Regions from separate parts of the Homo sapiens genome. Here region 1 is linked to region 2. Evidence: chromatin loops called from intact Hi-C (ENCODE). Cell type or tissue: endothelial cell of umbilical vein. All regions are shown on one strand. Links, peaks and the distances in the headings refer to the core of each region. The heading gives the core; the rest is flanking DNA.

Region 1 (5,396 bases), core at 211-5,210, 420 kb after region 2:
ATGGAGTTTGGTATTTATGGGGGTCCTGGAACCAATTTACTGCAGATACCAAGAAAGACTCTCTGTATACATATTATATATTATATATACATAGATGGTGAATATTTATTCTCAGATTGAGATATATGAGTAAAAAATGTGAAATTCAATCACTGTATTAGGGTAGAATGCAAAAAAAAAAGTTGTATGTCATTGATTATTAGGGTTTTCCCTAACTTTGATTGAAATTTTCCTTCAATTTATACAGTGCTAAAAATTCTGAACCTTTTAATTTATTTTAGTAGATCTGCTTCTGTTGGCTAAATTTCACAAAAGTTATAATTTCCACCAACATCTCTTATTTCTATAATAGACCACTTTCAGGATAATTGCCAAGCAGACACGTGGCCTTCTCCGAAAAATACCCCCTTCTAGATGGTCAGCCCCAGTAGCCATGTTTGTTTTATGGGACACTTTACCCTTTACTTCACAGGGCAGTGTTTATCAACCAGAAGTGATTTCTGCCCCACAGGAGACATTTGATAATTTGGGTTGTCATATCATGGAGGAGGGGTGGGAGGGATGATCTTCTGGCACTGGTAAAGTAGAGACCAGAGATGATGCCCTGCAATGCACAGGAAAGCCTCTTCCACCCCTACCCAAACAAAGCATTAGTCAGTACAAATAAAAATGTTAATAGTACTGAGGGTTGAGAAATCTTGTAATATGGGTGGATAATTGACTAGACTGGGCCAGTCAAATTCTCTCTCCAGAGAATTTAGATTTGGGATCCAAAAGTGCTGGTTACAATAACTTAGAAACTTGAACCTGAAGAGATGTTAAAGCTAATTGAGGTTTCCATTTTTGAACTACGTATGTTATTGAGAAGCAGAAAGAAACAGTCCCCAAAGTCACTAAAGAATAAAGCAGCCATACAGAGAGTTGAGGAAAGAAAGAATAACAATTTTTGACAATGTTTACCTCCTAGTTCTCTGGGTTCCGTGAGGTCCAGCTACACTGCTGTCCTTAGGTTCCATAAGAAACACGATGTTCTTCTAGTATATTTGAATGGAGGGTTTTTTTTTTTTTTTTTTTTGAGACAGTCTCCCTCTGTCACCCAGGCTGGAGTGCGGTGGTGCGATCTCGGCTCCGTGCAACCTCCGCCTCCCGGGTTCAAGCAATTCTCCTGCCTCAGCCTCACAAGTAGCTGGGATTACAGTCATGTGCCACCACGCCTGGCTAATTTTTTGTACTTTTAGTAGAGACGGGGTTTCGCCATGTTGGTCAGGCTGGTCTTGAACTCCTGACCTCAGGTGATCCACTCGCCTCGGCCTCCCAAAGTGCTAGGATTACAGGTGTGAGCCAGTGCACCCAGCCTGAATGGAGTTTTCTCACTTGCTACCAAACACAGGTGGGAGGAAGTCTTGACTAAGAAAATCATCAAGTTATAATTCATGTATCAAATCATCAGACGTGAAATTACTTAATTCAGCTAATTTTTCAGCATAGAAGCTATCCTTACTGTAATCCAAAATTGGCTTAACGGCCACTGTGCTTACTCCACAAAGCCTACCAAATTTAAACTCAACAAATTCATGGACCTAATAAGCAAGTACAAATTTTATTTTATTTTATATTATTTTGCTTTAGAGACAGTGTTTCACTCTGTTGATAGTGATGGGTTGTCTCTTTGTTGCCCAGACTGTTCTCAAACTCCTGGCTTCAAGCAATCCTGTCTTCTTGGCCTTCCAAAGTGCTGGGATTACAGGTGTGAGCCACCACACCGGCCAAATGTTAGAATAGTATACAAGTTAACATAGAACTTTATTAAATATTTCCATTTTAAAAATTCATTTTCACAATATTCCTGTGAGTTAAAGAGGGCAGTTACATTAACCCAATTTTACAATTGAGGAAATATAAGCAGAGGAAATGATTAAAGGGCTAAATTTACACAGCTAATACCTGGATTTTAACCTAAGTGTTCTTAATCTAGAGACAACTGTTTCCTGGATACAGTATTTTGTAACACAGTTTAGTAGTCGAGGAAGCTGGATTTGAAATTAGCCAAGAGATACAAATCTCAGTTGTTTCCAGTTTCTATCATGGGAAAATGACTTCATCTTTCAGAATATCATTACCATATCTATAAAATGGAGATAAGTATACTTACCTAAGGGTTTTTTTTGTTTTGTTTTTGTTTTTTTTCTGGCGGTGGAGGGTGGGGGGCACAATGAAATTCAACAATGCAGTTGAAGCTCTTAAATAATTTTTAATATATCCAAAACCCAATCAATAATAGCCGATATTATAATAAACTGGAAAGGATACTGTTAGAAAACTTATTCCAATTTAAATCTGAATGAATGAAAGTGGAAGGCAAACTCCTGTAGGCCAGTTCCACCTTGTGAAGTCTACTGACACCTGGTGGCTGGGACATGGAAGAGCAAAAACCCTGGAGTGGGGTTGGAGGCTGCCTGTCCTTGACATTCATTCCTGTCCTCTCTCTCTCTTAGTCTGAGCTACTTGAAAGCGAAATTACTTATCCATATTTAAAGAGCCCAGCATCCTGAGGCAAAAAGTATTTTGGAACTACTCAAAAATATACTTATTGTAAGATCACAATTTTAGAATTTAGGTTGTATTTTTTGAGAATTAGCTCTCACGAGAGATTCCATAACAATATGAGACCTCCAGAGACCCCATACAGTTGTAACACACGATTCATTTTTTTAAAGTCAGTTATTTTAGGCTTTCTCTAGATTTCCACTGACTCTTCTGTTATTTAAAACATAATATTTACTCTTAGGTCCACTAAAGATATACTTATATCTGACCCTGACTTAACTTTTAAAAAATCAGAAAACATGCTATGTAAGTTTTTGACAATATTCTGCTTTTGTGGATTGACTATATAAAAGTACATTTTAGAGTCTGAAAGATACAATCAGATGTTATTTACAAATGACCTATTTCCCTATGACTAAAATAAATTCACTTTAGTGAAGGCTTTTCTGGAAGTATTCAGCTTCATGATTTACCAAATATTTCCTTATTTTTTATGGATAATTATTCTTTGAGACTTTCCATACATTGGGGAAAAGAGAAAAAAGTATTAAAAAGCCCCACACCTCAGCTAAGGAAACTGAAGTGACGCATATATTTCATAGACTACACCTTATCAGTGCTGACATCTTCCCACAGGTGTCTCCTAGCAAATGTGCTGGGAGTTATCCTCTTTGTCACTAAATGGTGAGAAGCCACGCTAAAGACAAATGGCCCAGGCTCTGGGAGAACAAGTTCATGAAAATGAATGACTTGTTAGGGTGAAATGAAGCAAAGAGTGGTGATCAGATTGAAAACATCTCTGAATAGAGATACAGAGAAACAAAGAAGCCGGTCACAACAACAGTGAGCTTCAGGGAAGGTCTGTGGGAGGCCAGAGGTTTTAAACAGAAGAAATGAAGAAAAGGTTTTTGTTTTTGTTTTTAATAGATTTAGCTAAATGGAAGAAGAATGTGAACAAACCGACAACTTACTACGAACAACAGTTGGCTATGCAAACCTACCAGACAGAAATTTCAGTAAAATCTTTTATATTTTTAGTAAAAGTTAGTACATTTTCAGTAAAATTTAGTAACATTTTGCAAGTTATTTTGTGTACTTTTTTGGGTGCCACAGTTAGCTTGATTGCACGTTAAATAATTTAATTGTGTCATTGTTCCTCCATAGCATTTAATTATGTTCAGGCTATAAACTGTGAAACTAGTAGCTGTTTTTTTTAAATGTTTTCCTAACATATGAAATATTTTCTAGATAAATTATTTAAAACAAACTCATTCAACTTAAAGAATGTTGTAAATATTAATGTAAGTAGATTGTGCTTGTAAAATCTAACCAAGTGTTCCCCTCTTCCTGTGTTACTCATGAGTCTGATTTTCTAAAACATCATGAATTTATTCTCCTTAAATCCTTCTGGATGTTAGAGCACCATGACCCTATAAACCTAACAAGAAAATTTCTCACAGAGTTGCAAAGGGTCAAAATAGAACTTATGATTGGACACTGAGAGCTACGTTACATGTGGAGCAGTGACTCAAACTTGAAAGTACTTTTAAGCTCAGTTAAATGGTGGCTGCATTGCTCCACAGCACAGCTTAAGTAAATTGATTTAGTGGATTAATGTAGTCGTGTCAGGGGAGACAAACTTATCTGCTATGTGAAGTCTGAAGCTTATAGAAGTATTATTTAGCAGGCTTACAGGTAAGAATGACAACTCTCTCTATTCATAAGAACTGAGTCGTAACCTATGAGCTCTACAGGTTTTAGGTATGAGAGAGACTAAGGTTTAAGAAATAAATAATAATGATTAAAGAAACAAAGTTATCTCTGTCCCTGCAAGATATATGAAGCACACTTATCTCATTTAAAGTAGATACTGCATGTCCTTTTTTATCTTTAAGCACAATATCAGGCCAGCTCTCTCCAGTCTCCCATTATCAGAAAGGGTGGTTGTTTCATTTTACGCATTCCTTTTGTCCTGCTAGACCTGGTGTTATCTCAGTCACTGCATTTTGAGTGAGGAGGGGGAAAAAGGCATATATCCAAACATTACAGTTTGATTTTCCTGAACTTTGCATACATTTTGCATTAAAGTCATCATAATTGTGAAGTTTTCTAGGCTGATAACCACTCAATACACTCTTTAGTTTTCTAAGTTGCTTTATAAGTGATGTTTCTTGCTGATAAGCTGATTGAAAAATGTGAGTTTGACAATAGGTTAAAAACATTATTTATTGTAGAAGTTGAAATACAGCAAAATTAATGAAGAAATGCATACTTTAACCACTGGAGTGAACAGATACACTTCTCTCCATTTAAATGTCTAATTTAAATGTCTCCATTAAACTGACTAATGCATTACTTTAACCAAAAGAAAAGTTCTTTTGATGGGATTTACCTCTTGCTTCTTACTTACTTATGATAGTCTTCCTAGACTATCATAAGTAATAGAACTTGCCAGGTTATCTCAAAATCTTTTTTTTTAATTAAAAATAGAATAATAGTAAAATAAAGATAAGCACTGTATTTTTTTCTTGTAGATAATTGTTAATATGGGTAGTACTACACTGGCAAAATAAAACCTTTTTCCAAACAACATTTTATGTCATTTACTTTTTCCATACAGACATTATAGAATATGCTAGGAAAATTTAGAAATTATTTAGCATTTTCCTCAGTAATTTATTATGCTTGGGCATGAAGAAAATTGGTTTTAACATTTGCAATATATTAAAAGTTTCAGTTTAATAGTAAAGGGGAAAAAAACAAAACCTTAGCCTGGCTTATGAATTTTATTTATTCTTAAGAAAAATGTCATACATATATACATGTCCTTTTATTTATTCAAAAGTATA
Region 2 (5,396 bases), core at 244-5,243:
TTCCAAACTTTTCCATAGTTTCCTGTATTCTTTTGGGCCCTCCAAATTGTTCCAACCTCTGCCCATTACCCAGTTCCAAAGTCACTTCCACATTTTTTGGTATCTTTATAGCAGTACCTCTCTCCTAGTACCAATTTACTGTTTTAGTCCATTTCACACTGCTATAAAGACATACCTGAGACTGGGTAATTTATAAAGAAAAGAGGTTTAATTGACTCACAGCTCCACATGGCCGATGAGGCCTCAGGAAACCTACAATCATGGAGGAAGGAGAAGAGGCAAGTCTTACATGGCAGCAGGTGAGAGAGAGCTGTGTGAAGGAGAAACCATCAAACTCTTGATAAATCATCAGATCTCATGAGAAGTCACTTACTATGACAAGAACAGCATGGGGAAAATCACCGCCATGATCCAATCACCTCCCACCTGGTCCTTCCCTTGAGATGTCGGGAATTATGGAGATTACAATTTGAGATGAGATTTTGATGGTAACACAGAGCCAAACCATTTCAGTCATGAAATCTTTGCCTGCATCTATGTCCTGAATGGTATTGCCTAAGTTTCCTTCTAGAATTTTTATAGTTTTAGATTTTACATTTAAGTCTTTAATCTGTCTTGAGTTGATTTTTGTATATGGTGTTAGGAAGAAATCCAGTTTCGATTTTCTGCATATGGCTAGCTAGTTCTCCCAGCATCATTCATTAAATAGAGAATCCTTCCCCCATTGCTTGTTTTTGTCAGGTTTGTCCAAAATCAAATGGTTGTAAGTGTATGTATAAACTTATTTTTTTAAATCTGAATATTATTATACTATATGGATTTCCTATACTTTACTAATTCAATTTTCTGTTGATAAGTAGGCAAGATTTTTCTTCTTTGTGAGGAATGTATCTTTATTAAAATAAATATTTTTGTACATATTTCTTTACGTACTCATACCAACATTTCTATAGAATAAATTTCAAAAATTGGAAGTCCTAGGTCAAACAGTATGTGAACTTAAAGTCTTTTAGATAATAAATTTCATTTCAAAATGAAAGCAATGATTTGCATATTCTCCAAGTATAAATGACTATACCTTATTCCTCACGTCTTTACCATCACTGAATAGCATCAGAATTTAAATACTTTATCTATTTATAGGTAAAATTGTTTATCTCATTTTATTTTGTCACATATGATGGTAGTTGAGGTCTAAAATCTTTAGGTACTTCTATTTGATGAAAATACAAAACCTTTAGTCTGACATTTAGGTTACATTACTGTAATTCCAACCTCAACTCTATCATTCTTTACAAAGATTCTGTGCTTCAGGCATGGGCCTCATTAGCAGCACAAGTCCACTTGATCATTTCTGTGCTTTGCAGTTTTCTCTTACCTGAATGTCCTTTATTTTTCACTATTTTTCCTGAAATCCTAGCCATTTGTCAAACCTGGTTCAAATGTCATGTGCTACATGAAGCCTTCTGGGATAAGCCCTGTTGAAGCTAGTTTTTGTTTTTCTTCATCTATTGCGTTAATTTTCCCTCCACAGGGTACTCGTATCCTAATTTGCTGATATATCTAATTTTACCTACTGGATTTTAAGGTCCTTAAGAATCTGGAATTATGAAATGTATGTCTTTCTCTCCCACAGCTCTTAGCATGGTGCCCTCCATTAGAAACTGTCTCTTGAAGAAAGAGTGCATGCATGCATGTCTAACACTGCCCAGTACATAAATAAGCATCATTGAAGAAAAGAGATGTCATGCAAGAAGAATAATTCTAATGAAAACAAATTGGCATTCATTTCATAGAACACACTGTATACGAAACTCATTTAAATCTGCAAAGAGGAAATATTTCTTTTCCTTTACTCTTGAAAAAATCAAGCCTAAAATTACTCCAGTGTATTCCCCCAGGAATTTAGGAATGCAAAAAGGAAAGATTTCATTTATAAAAAAGAAAACAGTTTAAGTGGCTGCTGCTTAAGTAGAAGTAATTTTAAAGACTTGATTTTCACCAGTTTTTCCAACAATAGAGATTTAAAAGGGAAATGAGACAAGTTTTTTTTTTTTTTTAATTTTAATTTCAGTTCCTGGATACATATGCAGAACGTGCAAGTTTGTTACATAGGTATACGTGTGCCATGGTGGTTTGCTGCACCTATTGACCCATCCTCTAAGTTCCCTCCCCTCATTCCCCACACCCCAACAGGCCCTGGTGTGTGTTGTTTCCCTTCCTGTGTCCGTGTGTTTTCATTTTGCAACTCCCACTTATGAGTGAGAACATGTGGTGTTTGGTTTTCTGTTCCTGTATTAGTTTGCTGAGGATGATGACTTCCAGCTTCATTCATGTCCCTGCAAAGGACATTATCTCATCTTTTTTATGGCTGCATAGTATTCCATGGTGTATATGTACCACATTTTCTTTATCCAGTCTATCATTGATGGGCATTTGTGTTGGTTCCATGACTTTGTTATTGTAAATAATGCTGCAGTAAACATACGCATGCATGCATCTTTACAGTAGAATGATTTATAATCCTTTGGGTATATACTCAGTAATGGGATTGCTGGGTCAAATGGTATTTCTGGTTCTAAATCCTTGAGGAATAGCCATACTGTCTTCCATAATAGTTAGAATTAATTTATATTCCCATCAACAGTGTAAAAGTGTTCCTATTTCCCCACAACCTCACCATCATGTATTGTTTCTGGACTTTTTAATAATTGGCATTCTGAGTGGCATGGGATATTATCTCATTGTGGTTTTGATTTGCATTTCTCTAATGATCAGTGATGTTGAGCTTTTTTTCATATGTTTGTTGGCCACGTAAATATCTTCTTTTGAGAAGTGTCTGTTCATATCCTTTGCCCACTTTTTGATGGGGTTGTTTTTTTCTTGTAAATTTGTTTAAGTTCCTTGTAAATTCTGGATATTAGACCTTTGTCAGATGGGTAGATGGTACAAATTTTCTCTCATTCTGTAGGTTGCCTGTTCACTCTGATGATAGTTTCTTTTGCTGTGCGGAAACTCTTGAGTTTAATTAGATCCCATTTGTCAATTTTGGCTTCTGTTTCAATTGCTTTTGGTGTTTTTGTCATTAAGTCTTTGCCCATACCTATGTCCTGAATGGTATTGCCAAGGTTTTCTTCTAGGGTTTTTATGGTTTGGGGTTTTACATTTAAGTCTTCAATCCATCTTGAGTTAATTTTTGTATAAGGTGTAAGGAAGAGGTCCGGTTTCAGTTTTCTGCAGATGGCTAGCCAGTTTTCCCAGCACCATTTATGGAATAGGAGATCATCTCCCCATTTCTTGTTTTTGTGAGATTTGTCGAAGATCAGATGGTTGTAGATGTGTGGTGTTATTTCTGAGGCCTCTGTTCTGCTCCATTGGTCTATATGTCTGTTTTGGTACCAGTATCATGCATTTTGGTTACTGTAGCCTTGTAGCATAGTTTGAAGTCAGGTAGCGTGATGCCTCCCGTTTTGTTCTTTTTGCTTAGGGTTGTCTTGGCTGTACGGGGTCTTCTTTGATTCCATATGAAATTTAAAATAGTTTTTTTTTTTTCTAATTCTGTGAAGAATGTCAATGGTAGTTTGATGGGAATGTCAATGAATCTAAAAATTACTTTGGGCAGTATAACCATTTTCATGAGACCGATTCTTCCTATCCATGAGGATAGAATGTTTTTCCATTTGTTTGTGTCCTGCAAAATGAGACAATTTTGTAGAAGTGTTTTGTTAATGTAAAATACTAAACAAATAGGTTATTGTATTCATTTCAGCAGCACAGTCAACCAAATGAATTTCCAACCATATTAGTTTGAAATATTCTCATCTAAATCTGTAGTGAGAAGAAGCATATCCTCAGTGATTTCCAGACTGGTAAAATAAGATCCCTAATAATAAAGCTGAGTGTAATATCAAAGATGGATCAGAACTGATCTGTAAGATGCCAAAGGTCAGGGACTGTGTCTATTTTCTTTAAAATAGTTTATTTAGTGTCTAAAGGAGAGTAGCTGCTTAGCCAATATTTGTTGAACCAAACTAAATTTGGGGCAGGACTAAATAGAATTTGAAAAAAAAATGATTGTGATGTTATCAGAGCACAACTTTCTAAAATGTAAATAAGAATTATGTCACCAAAACAATAGATCTATGTTATCAGTACATATTGTTGTAACATAGTTACTATTTTGCAAATACAGTTTTTGATTAAAGCAAAAATTAAAGTGTTATGAAAAAAAATTAGTTTAAAATAATAGAAGAATTTAGTTTGTTCATATGTGACAGTTGGCATTGTGTTCTGTTTTATGTAACAGAGAATCCAACTACAGAAGTTTAACCCAAAAATTGTTTATGTTTTCCACTAACAAGCAGTTAAAAGGTGTGCAGTCCAGGGCTGGTGCAGTTGCTCATGGATGACTTTAGAAAATTTCCTTTTAATATTTCTATGGTTGCTGCACATTCAATGTGATGTCCACATTGATGGTATAAAGATGCGGGAAGGATGAAATAAATTTTAAGGATGTGTCAGCCAATTCTGTGGTATTTTATCAGGAAAAAGGAAAAGAAAAGAAAAAAGCTTTCTTAGAAGCTATTATGAACAGCCCACTTCTTCTATCTCACTGGCCAGAGGAATGACATCTCCCTGATTTGTTGAGATCAGTCACTATTTATCCTTTGGGGTATATGAAAGGATTTACCCTCTCTGCAAATCAGAGATTTTTTCATTACCCTCAGGGCTGGGATTATGGTGAAGTGAGTGAGACATTTGCCTCTGATGTAGAATTTACGGGGGTGCCAAAAATCTCAGTAAATATATATATATATTAATGCAAAAAATTTAAAAAATGACATTGATATTAAAAAATTCATGATGAATAAGATACCAAAAACTCTAAGTAAAGAAAGAATCCCACTCGCAACTTGCATGACTCATTGAACCAGTTTCATCTTAATCCTAGCTGATTACCTGACCAAATAAAGGTTCTTTTATTAGGAATGAAATAGGAAAATTCAGGTGGGTGATGAAGGAACAAGACAGGAGGGACGGATGTTAGTGAGGGGATGGACAAAGTCGACCGCAGCATGTTTGACTAACCACAGTTAATTAAAAAAATGGTCTTTTATTTTCTTCATGTTTTCTTTGAAGTTACTTGACAATTAAAAATGCGAAAAAGAAAAATTTCTTCAAAGTCAAGTTTGTCCATAAGGGCAAGTAGTTCTTAATAGTAGATTACATCACTTAAATAATAGTATACACACTCAAGCACAAGCAAAATGGATGCAGGTTCTTTATTCAAAATGATCAAGGCAAAATTAAATTTTATCAAAAATTAGAACTTCATCAAGTTTAATTCTTCTTTAAAGAAATGACAAGAGGTTGAAAATAGGCAGAAAACCATTTTT

What was found. Peaks named below come from ENCODE experiments on the same cell type or tissue, not always from the same donor. Only the 100,000 strongest peaks of a DNase experiment are listed, where the experiment ranks them.
Region 1: a loop joins it to region 2, with 2.9 times the contacts of the local background. A loop is called at or near these places in 3 of 110 quality-filtered maps.

The regions. Positions count from the first base shown.
Region 1 is chr2:211,742,507-211,747,902 of GRCh38, reverse strand. All of the region lies in intron 5 of ERBB4 (erb-b2 receptor tyrosine kinase 4), which reads left to right. Among named protein-coding and RNA genes, the nearest start is that of MIR548F2, 680 kb to the left of the region's middle. In endothelial cell of umbilical vein, for the core only: a CTCF peak has its summit at 2,398 (motif pointing left); a DNase peak (open chromatin) is centred at 2,422.
Region 2 is chr2:212,164,733-212,170,128 of GRCh38, reverse strand. The region is part of intron 1 of ERBB4 (erb-b2 receptor tyrosine kinase 4); the gene reads left to right. Among named protein-coding and RNA genes, the nearest start is that of MIR548F2, 260 kb to the left of the region's middle. In endothelial cell of umbilical vein, for the core only: no CTCF peak of the experiment used is centred there; no DNase peak of the experiment used is centred there.